Regions from separate parts of the Mus musculus genome. Here region 1 is linked to region 2. Evidence: chromatin loops called from intact Hi-C (ENCODE). Cell type or tissue: left cerebral cortex. All regions are shown on one strand. Links, peaks and the distances in the headings refer to the core of each region. The heading gives the core; the rest is flanking DNA. Region 1 has its middle 27 kb from the start of Gm34156. Region 2 overlaps Fam76b (family with sequence similarity 76, member B).

Region 1 (8,805 bases), core at 210-8,209, 490 kb before region 2:
AGTAGATTGCTTTTTAAAAGGTTAGTTTTCACTGACAGAGAACCTTGTTATTCCATTGGCATGAACTATCTCATTTAATTTTTATAACACCCCCAGGAGGCAGCTTTGTGTAACAAACTTTGCCTTAGTAGCTAAAAATTACATATTGCAGATCTTGGTTTGTCAGTTTCTGGGTTCAACGGGGCTATTCTGTTGGGAGGGGGTCTTATGAAATTGCAATCAGATGGTGGCTGGGGCTGTACTCATCTGGAGGCCAGAGCGGTAGAAGCTGCCCGCTGGCATTGTTCACCGCAGCGCCCACACAGCATCTCCAAGAGCATGGGTTTCTCAGCTTCAGTCTAGGTTACCAAAGAGGACATTATAAAAGATCCAGAAACATGGCTTACCTTGTTTGGAGATCCCAGAATACTGTGCTCGGTGCAGTGGAGTGAAGTGGGGCGGCCTCTGTCCATGGATGAATGGCACCATCCTTTCTGTAAAGCATTTAGGGATGGAGAAGTGGATTGGCCACAGGAAGTCATCATTAATGTCTCATTTAGCAGGTAAGGAAACTTCAGGCTGAGGTATCCAGGTTTGATGACTTGTCTAAGTCTACTAAATCTGTACTCCCTCTGCTCTTCTGACTGCTGCAATGTTATGCAAGGAGGAGCTCTCAAACCTCAGTAACAAAGAAGCTGTTTTTTCCAGGGATGCTGTGCATGAACACATACACACAGTACATTAAAAGCCTTATAAAGCAGAGCTATGGGGCTGTAGGAAGTGCTCGGTGGTTAAAGAGTACTGACTGCTCTTCCAAGGGACTACTCTACTCCCGGGACGCACGTGACAGTTCACAGCTTGATAATTTTGGAACTTTGGTAAGAATATGATTTTGTTTTAATCCTAGGTATGGGGTATGAGGGTGCTTCAGATTGTTCATTGCCACAGACTAACCTCTTCCGGGTCTCCTATCTGCGCAGAATGGGTTTCTGGTTGTAGGTGGGCAAAGGAGTCGGCGAGAAGGAGAGGTGACAAACAGACACAACACAAGGGAGTGTGGATCTGAATGTAATTTGTCAAATCGAGTATCAAACTTTTTATATAGAAGAAAATGGGGAAGTTGGGTGACACACCAGCAAGGTACAATGAGGTTACTGGACTCTTACATAAAACAGAGGAATGCAAACAAGGGAGGACTGGCAGGAACCAACTGGGATAAAATTCAATGTTAACTGGAATAAAATTCAATGCTAAGAACTGGGAATCAAAAGCAGCCCCACCTGAGCTGGAGAGATGGCTCAGTGGTTAAGAGCACCCTCTGCTCTTCCAGAGGTCCTGAGTTCAATTCCCAGCAACCACATGGTGGCTCTCAGCCATCTGTAATGGGATCAGATGCACTCTTCTGGTGTGTCTGAAGAGAGCTACAGTGTACTCACATAAAATAAATAAATTAATTAAAAAAAAAAAGCAGCCCACCTAAGGTCCACTTAATCTTAGAAGCCAGGGCTTCATGCCCTTGCCATAGTTCCTATTCTAGTCTATTGTGTAGTCCACCTTCCCCCTAGGCCACTGTAAATACTTGTGTATGGGTGAACTCAGCTATCTATAGTTCTAAGTATCTTACTCTGGCTCCTCCTTAGATCACAAACTTCCTTCCTCCCAGATAATGTAAATTCTTGTGTAGGGCAGTGACTTAGCTATCCACGCCCAGGGTCGGCTCAAGGACTGACTGACTAGGACCAGTGAAGAATCTAACCTAGCTATATGTCAAATAGAGGCACTTATAGTAAAGCAATATTAAGGGAAAGCACACAGATCCGTTTACCGACTAAAGCAAGAACATTGGAGTATTTGTTATACAGGATGCCACGATTCCAGGAGACTAAGTTTCCGTGAACTTTTTGCCTCGGGACAGCACCCAGGTTTTTAGGGCCTGTCACGCTTATCACTGCTGGAGTGTCACTTGTCACTACTGGAGCCTTGTGCTCTAGCAGAGGCATGATTTTGCCAGCTGTAGATAGTTTTTGTGATTGTGTGATATTTGGAATTCTGGGAATTTTTGAGAAGGTATCTAACTGCTAGGACGATGCCGGCCTTCCCTGGACCCCATCCTCCAGTCTGTGTCTGGTCCAGCCTCAGCTTCTTAAGCTGTGGGGAAGCAGAGAAGATGAAAAGAAAACCAAAACTATAGAAATGGCATTAATTTGAAGAACAGATGTTGGCTCACTCAGTCCTCACGAAGGCCTGCTGAGTCTCCCAAATGCTTCAGTGGAGGAAACTGAGGGTTTATGGGTGCAAAGAAATGGGAAAGAGAAGGAAAGGAGAGGGAGACGGGGTGGGGGTGGGGGTCATGTTTATCAGGAAAGGGTGGCAACACGTTCTAAAATGTTCCCAGAACACCTATCCCTCCATCTGCACCCGATTCCCTCGACTCCTCTGTCATTGGTCCCCACTCTACCTCCCTGTCGTCTCTGAAAGCCTGAGGTCCCGAGGCTGGCACACTGTTCCTGGTAGTCATGTTTTGGCCGTGCAGTTCTCTCGGTCTCTCGTGCAAAGAGTTGAGAAGTAAGAGACCACACAGATTTGCTAGAGAAGCAAGATAATGTTGTGTGGAGCAAAGAATCAGTATAGGAAACACACAGAGACTGAGGTTACCAGTGATAGGCAGAAGGCTGATGCCATTCACTGGGCATAGAACTGGAGTTAGGGAACGCCTGCCAGGGCTCTTGGAGGTCTGGGATGGAAAGGGGGTAGTGTCTCGGCGGCTTCCCACCTCAACTCTGGGCACGTGGGAAAATGTGTGTTCATATTTCTATAGCTATGGCTGTATATTATCTACACATCTGTATCTCTCATCTACATCTGCATATGTAGGCTGCGTATCTATTTCAGTATTAGCTGCGTTTATCTATTTTTTGTTGTTGTTGTTGTTCCTAGCTAATTTCTTCAAGCCAGACTGTGCTGTGTTTGAGGCTCCTCTGCTGTTGTTGGCAGCAGACTTTGCACAGAGTTCAGAGCCTGCCTGGGGGCTCGGTTGCTCTGGCTAGTGCTGTCAGCCAAGAGTCAAGGGCTGGCACCTACTCACAGTGCAGGCAAAGCTCCACCCACTTTCCCGGGTGTGACAAGGAAGGGGCTCCCTTCTCCCTCCAGGCAGAAATCTCCCCTAAAGAGAGGGGCTTGGGGCCTGCGACATCCTGGAAGAGGTGGGAGCTCGGGGTGGAGAGGCTAGGGATGAGCCACGGAACTGGCCACGGAGGAGCATCGTCTTCCTTGAAGGCAGAGATTGCAGGGCCTCCCCAAACAATATCCTTGTCAAATTAGAGCCTCCAGTTAAAAATAAAAATGCCAGCAACAGTTCATTTTCCTCAGGAGTAGGCGCTGAATTGTTTGGTGACCTTTACACACAGTGGAGATGTAAAAACCTGCAAATTCAGAGGCCAGAGATGAGAAGGATGGAAACCCTCTGACAGGCTGGCACACACAAGCACACTCCTGCATGTGTTTCTGCACATGCACTCCTGCATGTGTTTCTGCACCCTGTGCAGGAGCTCAGAGTGAGCAGTGTTTGGTTCTGGAAGCCTGCAGCTGCTGAATATACACACAGACTGCTTCTGTATCACACATACACCCGCCTGGAAGCTCGGAGATGCTTGAGTAAAAGACCCTGGATCCCAGCAGGCCTTGGTGGAGAGAGCACCCCTGCTGGGAACTGCACTCTAGACCAGAGTCTTTCTGGGTTCTTCCCTGCTGCTGGGTTCCCCTGGACACCCACAAGGCACTGCAGATCTAGGCCAAAGTATTTGTGCCCAGCTGTGATGAGTGGCCAGGCTGGCTCCTGGTATGTCTGAGGAGGGCAAATTATGTGAGTCCCAGCGTCCTCTGTCCTCCCTGCCCGTTTGCAGCTCTGGAGATAGGTGGCAGGAGTGTGAGATTGAAAGGCTAAGCAAGGCAGGTAGGACAGCTAGCACAAACTCTTTACTCTTTTGTTTTCCTTTTCTTTGGATCAGAGCCTTGGGGCGTAGAGGGTTTCCCAGAAGAAACCCACAACCCTAGTTCTTCAGGATCCTCTGGGCTCCCAGATTCCAGCCTGTGGAGAGCCATGTTGCGTCCCAGGGTGCCTTTCTGCTCAGCCCAGTGTATGCCTGCCCACCCTGAGGGTCCTCACCTTGGCAGCCTAAGAAGGCTGGTGGTGGGAACCACATCAAAGGCTTCTTGCAAATTGCATCTAGAAAGTGCCTCTAGCGTTGGTCCACAGGTCTGCCTGGTGGCAAGCCCTGGGGGAAAGAAGCAAGAAGGCAGTTCTCTCAGCCCAAAAGTTAGGTGTAGCAAAGGTGCAGTTATATTCTTTGTAGCAAAAGAACAGTTTGGCAAGCCGGGCAGTGATGCTGCACACCTTTAATCCCAGCACTTGGGAGGCAGAGGCAGAGGCAGGTGGATTTCTGAGTTCAAGGCCAGCCTGGTCTACAGAGTGAGTTCCAAGACAGCCAGGACTGCACAGAGAAACTCTATCTTGAAAAGCAAAAACAAACAAACAAAAAACCCAAAAACAAACGAACAAAAAACAAACAAACAAACAAACAAAACAACAACAACAAAAGAACAGTTTGGCAGCCTGCTAGTTTCTTCCAAGGTGGCCAGACATCACTTGGAATGCCACAGTGTCCTTTTTACTGTGGAGCGTGAGCAATCCTGTGCCACCTGGGAGCCCCTAGACCATAGGGTTGTTCTCTACACCCTTGAACAGTGAGTGCATTTCCTAGGCTTGCCTGCAGAGGGCATGCTTGTTCCAAGTTTCTAAGTGTGTACCTGGGCATCTCTCCTCCCCTTACCACTGGTGAGGTGGGACTTGGGCATCTTCCAGGTTAAGCTCCATCTCCATCTTTTCTACGTGGTTTCTCTTTCCTCCCCTTCTCAGGTCAGCATGGGGCATCCTTCAGTGGTTGTAACAGGTGATGGTCTCCAAAAGGAAGTTACTGTCCTTGTCACTCACTAGCAGACCTGGTGCAAACTGCCTGTGTGGAGGGGACTGTTCTTCTGTCCCTCCTTACCTTTAAGAACTGTTAATGTTTTAAGTAGCTAAAAAGTCTCCAACAAGAGGAACAGAGAAAATCTGTATGTAGTACATGTGTGCATCCGTGTGTGTGTGTGTGTGTGCATGTGTGTGTGTGTTGCACGTGAGAGTGACTTCCTTTGTGCAGAGTGGAACCTACTATGTTCCAGTTAAGGATACACTATTGGGCCTATGGTCAGATACTGAATGTCAAACTCTGCTGGAAAAATGCAGTTGTCTAGGGCTCCTCAGGCATGGGACAATTTAATGTATGATACAGGCATGGTGGACAGTAGGTTTAATGTGAGATACGGGCATGATGGATGGTAGGTTTAATGTGTGAGTAGCACAGAGCCTTTCTTGGGTATTTGAGGAGCAGATGGAAAAAGCTGAAGGCCTGAGTAGTGATGAGTATGTGTGTGTGTGTGTGTGTGTGTGTGTGTGTGTGTGTGTGTGTGTGTGTGTGTATGTGTGTGTGTGTGTGTGAGAGAGAGAGAGAGAGAGACAGAGACAGAGACAGAGACAGAGAAGGGATTTGAACCATGAGAACAATGCTAGATATAAAAGATCTCCTGAGCCATGCAGTGGTGGCGCACGCCTTTAATCCCAGCACTTGGGAAGGAGAGGCAGAGGCAGGCAGATTTCTGAGTATGAGGCCAGCCTGGTCTACAAAGTGAGTTCCAGGACAGCCAGGGCTACACAGAGAAACCCTGTCTCGAAAAAAACCAAAAACCAAAAACAAAAGATCTCCTGACCCATGATGAGCATGTGTATCGAGAATGTCTTTGAGAAGGATGCGGTGGCCCTAACCAAGATTAAAAAACTTTGAAAAGGAGAGTAAGGGGTTTAATCTGGGAGACTTGTGAAAAGCAACTAAAACCCTTGATAAAGCAATTAGCTGCCTGCAGGGCTGGCTGGAAGTGGAAAGTGAGTCTGTTAGGATACTTATGTGGGGCTGGAAGGACTTTCAAGACCACAGTGATTGGTGGGGAACTTGAGGAAACCCACGCTCTAGTGCAGTGGTTCCCAGTCTGTGGCTCTCCACCCCTTTGGGAGTTGGATTGGACAGCCTGCCTATCAGATATTTACATTACAGTTCACAACAGTAGCAACGTTACAGTTCTGAAGTGGCAATGAAATAATTTCATGGTCAGGGGTCACCACAACATGTGGAACTGTATTAAAGCGCCCCAGCATTCAGCAAGCTGAGAACCACTGCCCTCGAGTTGGTTTACACACCTATTATTTGTGGTTCAAAAGGAACTGTTTAGACATTGTGTAAGCATCACTCCTAAAACTGACATGTAGAAACATTAATGCATTAGAAGGGCAAATCACAAACTGCCTTCTGTTTGGGGAAAAAGCCTGGGTAGTCTATCCCAGAGCCATTAGTATGTAGAGAAACTGGGATTGTCCAAGCCCAAGCCATGTAGGCCAAAGGGCGGTGCTGGCAAAATCGGTATTCTATCACCCTTTGCTCAAAATAACCAGGCAGGCAGTAAGGAAGGGACATGGCTTTCCCAGCATGGGCATGGCAGGTAGCGTGGCCAGGGCTCACTGTTACACTCAGAGATAGGAGTAGAGAGATGTCCTCCTGATCGACTAATAGTAGTCATGGGGGGACAGAAGTCCCTTGTCTAATTCAGGAGTTGCATCTCTGTCTAGGGCTACTGCTTGGCCTGTGCCACAGAACCCTAGTCAGCTGCCTTCAGAACTGCTCACAGCACCCCACCTGCCTACTCCACGGCCGACGGAGCCAACCTCTCAACGCCACTCCATTGGACTTCTTCCTTGATTCATTCCCATTTGTTTGCCATGTCCTACATGGGCAAGGGTTGGTAAAAAGGGAAAATAGATACTCCCTTAAATTAAGACTTTGGGGGGGGGGAGTATTGTATGACCCACACTTACGTATATTTTTAAAATAAAAAATGGAATTTACCTCATATGGAATTCACCTGTCCCTGGGTGTCCTGTATTTATACCTGGGAACCTCCTATGCAGACAACCATTCTAAAACTCCATTTCTATCATTCTGAATTCTTCCAGTGGTCCCTGTTGCCTCTGTAGCTGGAGCCAGGAGCTCAGAACCTTGTAGGTAGTTAACAAAAGATACAGTGTGCGTTTGAAGGAATGGTAGACACAGAACAACCATTTCCCCATCCCAGACATTCATTCACATGTAGATTTTAAAGCTATACAATGAATCTCAAATAAGGAAAACACACACACACACACACACACACACACACACACACACACAGCCACCTCTACATACTTACCCCTCCATACCTCAGCCCCCCACATAAACACACTGCCACCCCAACATAATTTACCCCCACCTCAGCCTCCCACGTATATACACTGTCACCCCCACATACTTATACCTCCCAACTCACCCCCCACATACTTACCAACACACACATCTCTCCCCCTGATACACACTGCCAACCCATATACTTACCCCCACATCTCAGTCCCCCACATACACACACTGCCACCCCCACATACTTATCCTTCCCGCCTTCCCCCTAGCCCCCCCCCCCACTTGTCAGAAGCCTGGGCTAAGCCAAGTCACTTGGATTGTGCTTAGAGACTCTTGTCTGGGCTCTTTCCTCCTTTCCTCTCACTACTGTCCAACATGGACCCTGCCCTGCCCTAGCTTTTCTCTACCCACTGACCATGTTCACCCCTCACAGCCATCTTGCTCCCACGGTAGTGCTCCTGCTATGCAGGCCATCCATGCCCCTCCCTGCACCCTCCCTTTCTGTGGTCAGAGTGCCCTGTCTGTCTAGGGCAGCTTTGATGGTCCTTGAGTCTTTCTCTCCAGCAGTCCTAAGAGGAGCAGCCCTAAGGGACTTGACCATGCCCCACGGCCTCTGTCTTCTATCTTCTTAGTGACAGAGTTAGGTAAGGGTCATGACCCTATCTTGTGCGTTTTTAAATGCCACTTGAAACATTGTTGTCCATGTCATGCTTAGTGTATATTTACCAGGGGTCTGAACACTCACAAGCTCATCAGCTGCAGAGTGGTGACAAAGCATCAGATCAGGGATGCCTCCATCCCAACCCTTCCTGGCAGCAGTTGTCCCCTCCCAACTGTGGTTTCCAGCAGTTTCCAAGTCAGCGTTTTCAACCCAGGTCATTTAAGTGTTGGCTTAAATGATGTTTCATGTAAAGCTGATTAGAACCCAGCTCTGAAGGTTTTTTAAAGTGACACCCTCTGATTTGTTGACCCTCCCAGTGACATTCTGGCTGGTCTGAGCAAGGCAGGCTGCCAGCTCCAAGACTGGTGTGCAGCCAGCTGTGCCTTCAAAGAACTCCCTCTTCAAGGCTTTCTTCTCTCTAGATATCACAGCTGCCTCTGGGAACTCTGTGGCCAGTCTGGGCTCTTCTGCAAGTCTGGTGCTGTCTAAATCCTGCCCCGTTTCTTCTCTTTACATAGCCGTTCTACATTCCACAGGAATATAGCCTTTGTTGTAGCATTGAGCTCAGAGCTCCACAGGATAAACCTGGGGTTCTCAACCAGATAGAATGGAAGTAGTGCTTTTAAAAGCCCACCTCAAAGAGACAATACTAGGCCCAGTGGACAGGACTGCAATGAAGAGACTGGAAACCATGGTCAGAGAGGAGACTGGCATGTGGTCGGGGAAGGCTTCTCCTGGGCTAGGAGTTTTCTTTCAGTCCTCCTGCTTTAGTGTCTGCCAGACAGGACCTGGTATCCAGTCTTGTGCCAGGTGCTAGGAACTGTGGAAGTGGCTAAAATCCAACCCCTG
Region 2 (8,805 bases), core at 179-8,178:
CTGCTCATCACCAAAGGAAGTCAGGACTGGAACTCAAGCAGGTCAGGAAGCAAGAGCTGATGCAGAGGCCATGGAGGGATGTTCTTTACTGGCTTGCCTCACCTGGCTTGCTCAGCCTGCTCTCTTATAGAGCCCAAGATTACCAGCCCAGAGATGGTCCCACCCACAAGGGGCCTTTCCCCCTTGATCACTAATTGAGAAAATGCCTTACAGTTGGATCTCATGGAGGCATTTCCTCAACTGAAGCTCCTTTCTCTGTGGTAACTCCAGCTGTGTCAAGTTGACACAAAACTTGCCAGTACACTGGGTTTGCTCCAGATGCCTCACAGCTCCCCACTGAGCCTGTAGCTGTTGTGAAGCAAGTAGAAGCCATCCTAGCTTGGGCTGTATGGAAGAGCATGAAGCCCGAACACAGGCCTGGGAAACCATGAGCACAATAAAGTGCTTTGTCTTGTGTGTCATATTTACGGCAGCTTGATAATGCATTAACAACCTCTCTAGTTCCTGCCTTGCCTGCTGTGCTTACAGGATTAAAATCCCTCCACACTTATGACTCAACACAACACACTGAGTAACTCTAGTTTAGCTGAGAGTTCAGATAAGTAAACTTAGAGATCTCACCATCTCTTTGTAAAATGTAATGGCATTCCCATCTCTCCCATGTTGACTCACTCTGGCCTTCAGCCATGTCTGTCATCATTAATTGCAGAGTGTCTTGAGTTAATTATTCTAGTGAGCAAGACTCCAGATAGCTACCTTGATAGGTTCCAAATAGTTTAAGACTTCATCAGTCTTTCATCCAGCTCATCCTTCCATCTTTCCTGGGTCCTGCACTCTACAGTAGCTGCATCCCTGCCGTTCCCCTCTGCAGCATCTTATCTCAGCTCTACCTCCACTCTCTCTCTTCTAAAGTATTTATTGGCATCTCCTATCTGCCATCATGCCTGGGAAAGTGGCTGAGGGCCTGTGTTTGTTCTGTGTGGGACTTCCATGACGCCCCCCGCTCCCTGGCGGCCTCTCACTTCAGCCATACTTAGGCTTTTGGGGCCTTGCTGTAGGCTGTGGAATGCTCTTCTCAGCTTCAGTCCTGGTCTTCATTCCCACCCTCCGAGGGTCCTTATGCTGAGGTGCTGAGTCTTGCAAGGTGTCTGTGGAGGTGAACTCATGCTGATCCCCACTTGTAAAACTCTTTGAGCCTGCTAATGACAGCTAACATACTTCACACACTGGTGAGAATCCAGTTTGCATTGTGCTGACAACAAAAGTACCAAAGTACATCTGAGAGCCAGTTGTGTCTTTTACAAATTCAGAAAGGCTAGCTTTTTACTACCAGTCTGTAACTCACTGGTACAATGCTGGACTAGTGCATATAAAGCCCTGGGCTCAATCCCAGGCACAGCAGAAAAAGGGCTTGATTTCTGGTCCATGCTGTCAAATGAAAATGCGAGTAGAAATGCATATAAAGAAGGTTAAGATCAACATTCAAAGCCATTAGGAAGTTTCCAGTGGATGAGTGAAAAGAACTCCAGCTCTGGGTGTGCCCCTGGAAGCCAGGGACAGGAACACTCAGCTTAAACAGCCCATGGTCCTCAGTTCCACTGGTACTTACTAAATACGGCAACAACGTGTTCTGCGTGTCTTCTTAGGTACTGAGCTACTTCATTGTTCAGTGACTTTCTAAGACCCATCACATCTGCCGCTCGGCCCTGAAGGAACTGTGGGTGGTAATGCTGGGCAGGATATCCAGTTTCACAGCCAGAGATAGAGAAGCTCTGTGTGATGCTCCCACAACCTAAGCTGGCATTTGCAACTACTCTGGCATGGTGAGGTTGCTACTCTTTCTGAAAGGGTTTGTTTGTTTGCTTAGTGTTTTATCTGTGTGTGTGTCTGTCTGAACACACACACACACACACACACACACACACACACACACACACACACACACATCTCCATGTGGAGTCCTGTGGAGGCCAGAAGAGGGCATCAGATTTCCTGCAGCTATAGAACAGGGGAGTAAGTGAGCTGCCCAGAGTGCATTCTGGGAGCCATACTCTGGTCCTTTGGGGGAGCTGCAAGGACTCTGAGCATTTCACCAGCACTAATTTAAAAATTTTAATATTGTTTTGCATATAGATTTCAAACATTAAAGTTCACTTTAGTTTTTGATACTGTCTACACTATAAGCTGCACAGCATTCATAAACTATTCTTTAAAATTGTGCATACTCTTCCATAAAAAGTCAGATAGCACCACAGATCAACAAATGCCAAGCCTACTGAACAGTCAGATCACACCATGTTCCCATTTCTGTTTCCTAAAATGGTCTATTTTTCTTGAAAATGTCAAGTGCTTAATAATAGACACATCAGGATAATGACTTACATTTCACAGAGTATGACATTGTTGTGTGACAAGACATTTTCTGGAGAGACACACATCTAATCACCCCAGATAAGAAACCCATGACAGACCAAGGTGGAGTTACAGGAATATGGGTGAGGGCATGGTGGCATACACCTGTAACCTCAGTGTGTAGAAGGTAGAAGCCGCAGAATCAGTAGTTTAATGTCATTCTTGCCTACAGTGAGTTCAAGGCCAATAACCTGAACTGCCTCAAAACAAAGTAAAACTTAATAATACTGCTCTAAGTCTCCTTGCTTTGGTACAAGCCAAGCCAAAATAGTAAAATGAAGAGAGATGGCAGATGCTCTAGCTGGAGAAGGGCTGTGGCTATTGGCAGGATGCTAGTTGGTAGGCTAAGAAACCTTTGGAAACATTTGAAGAGATGTGTGAACTAACATTGTAGGAATATGTGTATACATATCACTTATAAAAATATATAAGACTGAAAGTCACGAGGTACCAAGACACACTAGACATTAGACAGCAAAGGGCCTTAGCTCCATCTTCACATCTGGCCCACCCCTTATTTCGAGTTTAACTCACTATCTTCCAGAAATCTAAGTTATCCATTGAACAAGCTGTAACATGCCAGGAGCATTGTTCAGAGCGCTAACACACTAGAACATTTGCTACAGTATGCCTATACACTGGACATTTACTCAAAAAAGGTTAAGATTTCATCTGAGAAAACTGACATGCTTATCCTGGCCCATAGTTGATAGGTTTTCACATAGCAAAGGAGGCACAGTCATTTGGGCTGCATTAAAAATCAACAACACAAGAAGAATTTGCAACAGAAGCCCAGTCTGTAAGATTCCTGGTTTCTAAGGCTGTCTTATTAGCAATGCCTAAGGGAAGCTTTACCATATAGAGAAAAGCAAAAACAAGAAACAAGCATAAGACAATGACCCTTTAAGAACCATCTACGGCAGTGGCCCTCGCCTTCCTATTGCTGTGTTCATTTAATACAGTTCCTCATGCTGTGGTGATCTCCCAACCAATAGAATTATCTCACGGCTACTTCATAACTGTCTTTTTTGCCGTTGTGAAATTGTAATGTAAATATTTAATATGCAGGACGGTCTTAGGTGACCGCTGTGCCCAGGGTCATCCAACCCTCAAAGGTTGAATGACTCCCTCCCTATAGGTTGAGAATCGTTCATCTAACTCAAGCAACAGCTTGATTCAAAGCATGCCACTTCTCATGCAGAGGGCACTGGGAGCATGGGAGCATCTTCTTGGCTGCCCAAGCTGTGTGTTGGATGGCACTAGGCTGCATCCACAGAAAAGCACAGTGATGCACACTATCCATGCCACACTTCCACAGAGCATACTGCCTTTGCTGGAGATGGCAACTTCTAATTCAGGTCTGCTAGGTCCTGGGTTTCCCTCCAGCACAATAAGAACAGGGATATTTGGGTGTACATAAAGGACAAAAATACACACTGTACTCTAAGCATTAGTGGGACCACTGGAAGTGAAATAAATGTTCAAATATTGTGTGATTTTTAAAAAAATTTACTTATTAATTATATGTAATTACACTGTAGCTATCTTCAGACACTCCAGAAGAGGGCATCAGATGTCGTGACAGATGGTTGTGAGCCACCATGTGGTTGCTGGGATTTGAACTCAGGACCTTTGGAAGAGCAGTCGGTGCTCTTACCTGCTGAGCCATCTCACCAGCCCCAGTGTGATGTTCTTAAAGAAATTTTAAAAATACTAACTCTGAATTCAAAAGCACTTCAACCAAAGAGAAAATGATACTTTCAAAGTCACTTTTATTGAGCTAATCAGTTGACTTGATTGGGAGTTGGGGGATATGATGGAATTATCCAAATTTAACCATTTCTGGAAACACACTCTCATGTATAAGAAAACATTCAACTATAAATTCACTAGGCTGGCGATGACTCAGCTTTTAAAGGCTAGGCTCACAACCAAAAACTAGGCTTGCTCTTACTGAAGCAGGTCCTAGGGCTGGTCTGGCTGAGAAGGAAACCACTGCATAGATAGCATGGTTTGGTAGCAGAGCCCTCCCTCTGGTGGACATTGGTAGGAATTTTCAGAAAGCTTAAAATGGCTCCAGGATTCATTGCGTGACCTGTAATTTTATACAAGTTGTTTTAAAGTCAAGGTGTTTGGGCTATTGGGCAGCTGAAATGTAAACCCATTCTGGGGGTTTCCAGTTAGAGGTGTTTGTATTTATCTCTTTGAAATCCTTCTGCTGGATTTCCAAGGGATGACTGCAGAAAGGGGGAGGGGGCGTTCGCGGGGTGGGGGTGGGGGTGTAGTTAGACCATGCCTGAGATATGAGAAGACAACTAACTCCCTTGACTTGCCACTATCTGAAGATGTGATGAGAAACCACTACCTGAGAATGGGCGCTCTCTCCACAAGTGGAATCAGCCAGCGCCTTCATCATGTACATGGCCTGTAAAACCATGAGAATCAGTGTTGTTAACAGGCCACCAATTTAAGGTACACTAATTTAAGGTTGAGATCAGATCTCAACCTGAGCTTGCAGCTACCTTTCCTAACAGCCCTTCGTTATGCAGGCGTGCAGCTACCGTTACTAACAGCTCTTGGTTGTGGAGGCTTTGTTTGCTGGAATGTGGGAAGGAGACCAATCTTTATTCCCTTGATCCCCAGAGCAGGCCCTCTCCAACCCTAGCTGTCCTGATTGTCCAAAAACACTGGAGACATTACTCTCAGAAATGATGACAGTGAAGTGTCACCAGAGGAAATGGAAGGGGATGGGGAGAGTAGTTAAATTCTGGTTATGTTATGAAGTTAGGGCTGGAAGAAATTTTGAAAGAACGGTCAGAGTGTGAGAAAGAGTCCGGGACAGTACTGAAGATTTGAGCCCCAACAAATTGAATTGTTTCCATCTAGGGTGAGAACATCAAGAGGGGCTTCCACTTGGACTGTTTGGGTACTTCTAAGCACTAGGACACAACTTTGGACATTAAATTTAAGAGGCTTAGGCTGGCAAGATAGTTCAATAGGAAAAGGTGCTTGCCACCAAACCTGACAACCTGAGTTCAAATCCTAGGGCTCACATTGGAGAGGCACACACACACACACACACACACACACACACACACAGGTTAAAATAGTAAAATATGTTTAAGAGGCTTAGACAACTAAATGGAGCTGCCAGCCAAGTTGCACTGAATACAGTATGAATAGGAAGGTAGATCTGATCTATTGTACGTTTATGCAGCACTAGACTTACAGATAACACTTAATGAACTAGAAAATGAGTATTGTTTTTAAAATTTAAAAGGAAACAGGATGGAAGCTCGAACAAAGGGATAAAAGGGGGAACAAGTACAGAAACAAGGCAGGAGTCACAGCAAGTGTGGAAAGCTGAACTTTTGCAGTTTACAGAACACAGTTGCATCATATTTCCTTTGGTAATTCCATCTTTTGCAGACTCTGCACTCCCTGCAACAATCTGATGCTTGCAGATCTTTGCACACTTTTGACTCCTCACAGTGACCTGGCACATGGCACATGAAAGTGATTGCCTGTGCTCTACCGCAGATCTCAAGTCCAGCCCTATACTTTTTTATAGCAGTGATTCCCTCTACTATGATCGAGAAACAGGAACCAAATTACACTGCAGCATGATGATGGCCACTACTCAGACATGAATGGAAGATGAACAGAATCAAGCCGTGGATGTCTTTTTACTTTCTTACTTGAATACTGGTTGTGCGTGTTTTCTTCAGTGAACACATATGTATTGAGTATAATTTCATGGGGGCTGTTGGTGTCAGTGCTTTGTCTTTTTAGTCAGGATCTCATTACATAGCCCAGGCTGGCCTCAAACTTGTGATTTTCCTGCCTCAGTTTCTCAAGTATCAGGACTCCAGGCATAAACAATGCTATTTGTGTAGCTTTATTAAGCTCTATCACAAAAATGGGGCATGCCAGGCATGGTGGTGCACACCTTTAATCCATCCATCTTTTTTCATGAGCTGAATCAAAACCAAGTATTTAATAGGAGTCACAAAGACTTGTAAAGAATAATTGTATCATTACCAATACTGGAAGATAATAAAATAACCAATATTCAAAATCTATTGTGTAAGTTTTATGGTTGTGTTTGTCTGCATTGTAACTACATACATAAATTCACTGACTGTTTCATTCCATTGGTTTATCTTCTGTAACCGTTCATAGTGACATGCTCAGATCAGCTTATCCATCTCACTCAGGCAGACTGAACCAGCTAGGGCGTCCTTGTAATGTTCAGTCCCAGTCATTTCCCTCATAGCTAGGACTTCACTGGGAGGAGGGGAAACCATGATCCTTGCAGTATGCTCAGTGCCTCACCCCAAAATGTCCATAATGGGATTCCTAACTAAACCTGGACACACGGCACTCAGACGAACCTCTGGGGCTTTGCAGATGTAGCTAAGAGTGTGAAGTGGGGAGATTATGCAGACAACAGAATGACACAATATACACTGCAAAGAGCGGAGATTTCAAGAAGTTCATTGGGCTATGAAGGAAGATGATCACCTAGTGAACAGAATGGAACTGAGTGGGAGGAGGCAGGGGCATGACAAGCTCCTCCTATTCATGACTATCCTGCCAACATGGCGATTTCAGACTGAGGCCAAGTTTTGTGGTCCCCAGGACTTAGTATTTGTGCGTGTGTGCACGCAAGCGTGCACACATGTGTTTTTTGCCATCCAAATCACAGTCATTCATTACAGCAGAATCAACACAAAGCTTTCGGCATATTTTATTGTGAAATATTGGCTTAGAAAAAAGTACAAAATGCCAACAGTCAGATGTATACAGGTACAGTATTTTGTTAATCTATACATGTGACCAGCTTAACAGGCTCATCGGAAAATGCATATTTAGACCAATATACTCTAAAAATGACTGTAATATTCACAGGCTATTAATACATGATAAACTGGAGTCTATATGACCCTCACTGGGATATGCTAACTGCAGCAAACAGGCTAAAAGCACAATACAGCACACCATAGTACCTCTGGACAGGTCCACGTTTAAAGAGTATCAATTCATTAGATCAATACACTACAGATCTGGGACTGAGACTCAATCACTAATTTATACAATTGCAAAAAAAATTTAAGTTATAAAATAAAGTTATGGAATAAAGAGTATGTCTGATTAGGGCTGAATACTGTAAAGTCCTAAATTTTAGTTTTAGCCTTGCACTTTACAAAGCTTCACTATTTTAAACTGATTTCCAATTTCCATGTTAGCTAAAAAGGGGAGGAGGGATTCTGTTTCTATCTTCTCCAGCAAGGTATCAGAACTACTGTAGTTCATTTAGAATTATGACTACTGTGGATTGAAAACTGGCCAAGAAACTGTAATCAAACAAAACGTAAAGCAATGTAATAAGGACTTTATGAATGCAGCAGATCCTGCAGACAGGAATCCCCACAGTAAGGCATTGTCTACCAAAGTGGAAAACAGTGAGCGAGCGAGTGTGCTTCTGAGGCCCCAGGACAGCACACAGCTGACTCTTACCAAAGCTGACTAATTCAATCTTACTGTCACTTGAAAATGAGGTCTTTCTGAACTTGTAGATTTCCTTTCACTTGTAGCAAACTACTGTGGGAAGTTTACTAAAACCTGAGTAATTTAAAATGAATTGTTATATGTATTCTTAACACTAATCTTTGATATGAAGACCATATAAACAATTCTCTAAAAATAAACCTTTCAGGACTGATGAAAACAAGTGTAACTGCACATTCCTAAGAGAAAGAAGTCATATGGTGTGGCCAGCAGTGCCTGAAGGTTTAGAATTCACCTTGAAGCCAGAACTAACATCAGAAGCTGATCTGTAATTTCTCAGAATCTATCCCACACTATGTTAACCTTTTATAGACAATTTTATTCTTTTGAGGCAAATTACTTATAAATAGTGTCTGAATCTTACAGATTTCAATTATTCAGACATAAGCACGGATTTGATTATAAAAGTTATTTAATTTTCCAGATTTGTATTAAATTTACAAAGTAAGTATGGTGTACATAAATATTAACTTAGAACACATTATAAAAAAGCAGATATATGGGCTGTTATAGAAACGTTATAAATTTTAAAGAAATTTTATATAAAAATAAAGCAAAACATGTAACTCACAAAATATAAACACGAAGCCACACAACATAAAAATAAAATCACTCTATCAAAATGGAGTTAAAATTAAATCTTTAGGAAAGTATTCCAACATAATTAAATGAACTCAATGACCAACAGCTTCCCTTATGATACAGCAGCAAACCACAAAATCACCTAAAGTCTATATGCATTTATCAGTTAATTCTTAATATGCAATCTTGCATGTTACTAATAACTTTGATTTCTTTTTGAAATCCGGTTATATACATATG

What was found. Hi-C counts contacts between places; a loop is a spot of excess contacts. Peaks named below come from ENCODE experiments on the same cell type or tissue, not always from the same donor. Only the 100,000 strongest peaks of a DNase experiment are listed, where the experiment ranks them.
Region 1: it touches region 2 in a loop (13-fold over the local background); 12 of 42 quality-filtered maps call a loop at or near these places.

The regions. Positions count from the first base shown.
Region 1 is chr9:14,338,412-14,347,216 of GRCm38, reverse strand. No RefSeq gene overlaps it. Among named protein-coding and RNA genes, the nearest start is that of Gm34156, 27 kb to the left of the region's middle. In left cerebral cortex, for the core only: a CTCF peak has its summit at 4,749 (motif pointing right); a DNase peak (open chromatin) is centred at 4,765.
Region 2 is chr9:13,844,864-13,853,668 of GRCm38, reverse strand. It overlaps Fam76b (family with sequence similarity 76, member B), which reads right to left. Exons shown (of 10, transcript NM_176836.4): 10 at 7,128-8,805. Among named protein-coding and RNA genes, the nearest start is that of Fam76b, 22 kb to the right of the region's middle. In left cerebral cortex, for the core only: a CTCF peak has its summit at 4,451 (motif pointing left); DNase peaks (open chromatin) are centred at 1,702, 4,414 and 4,855.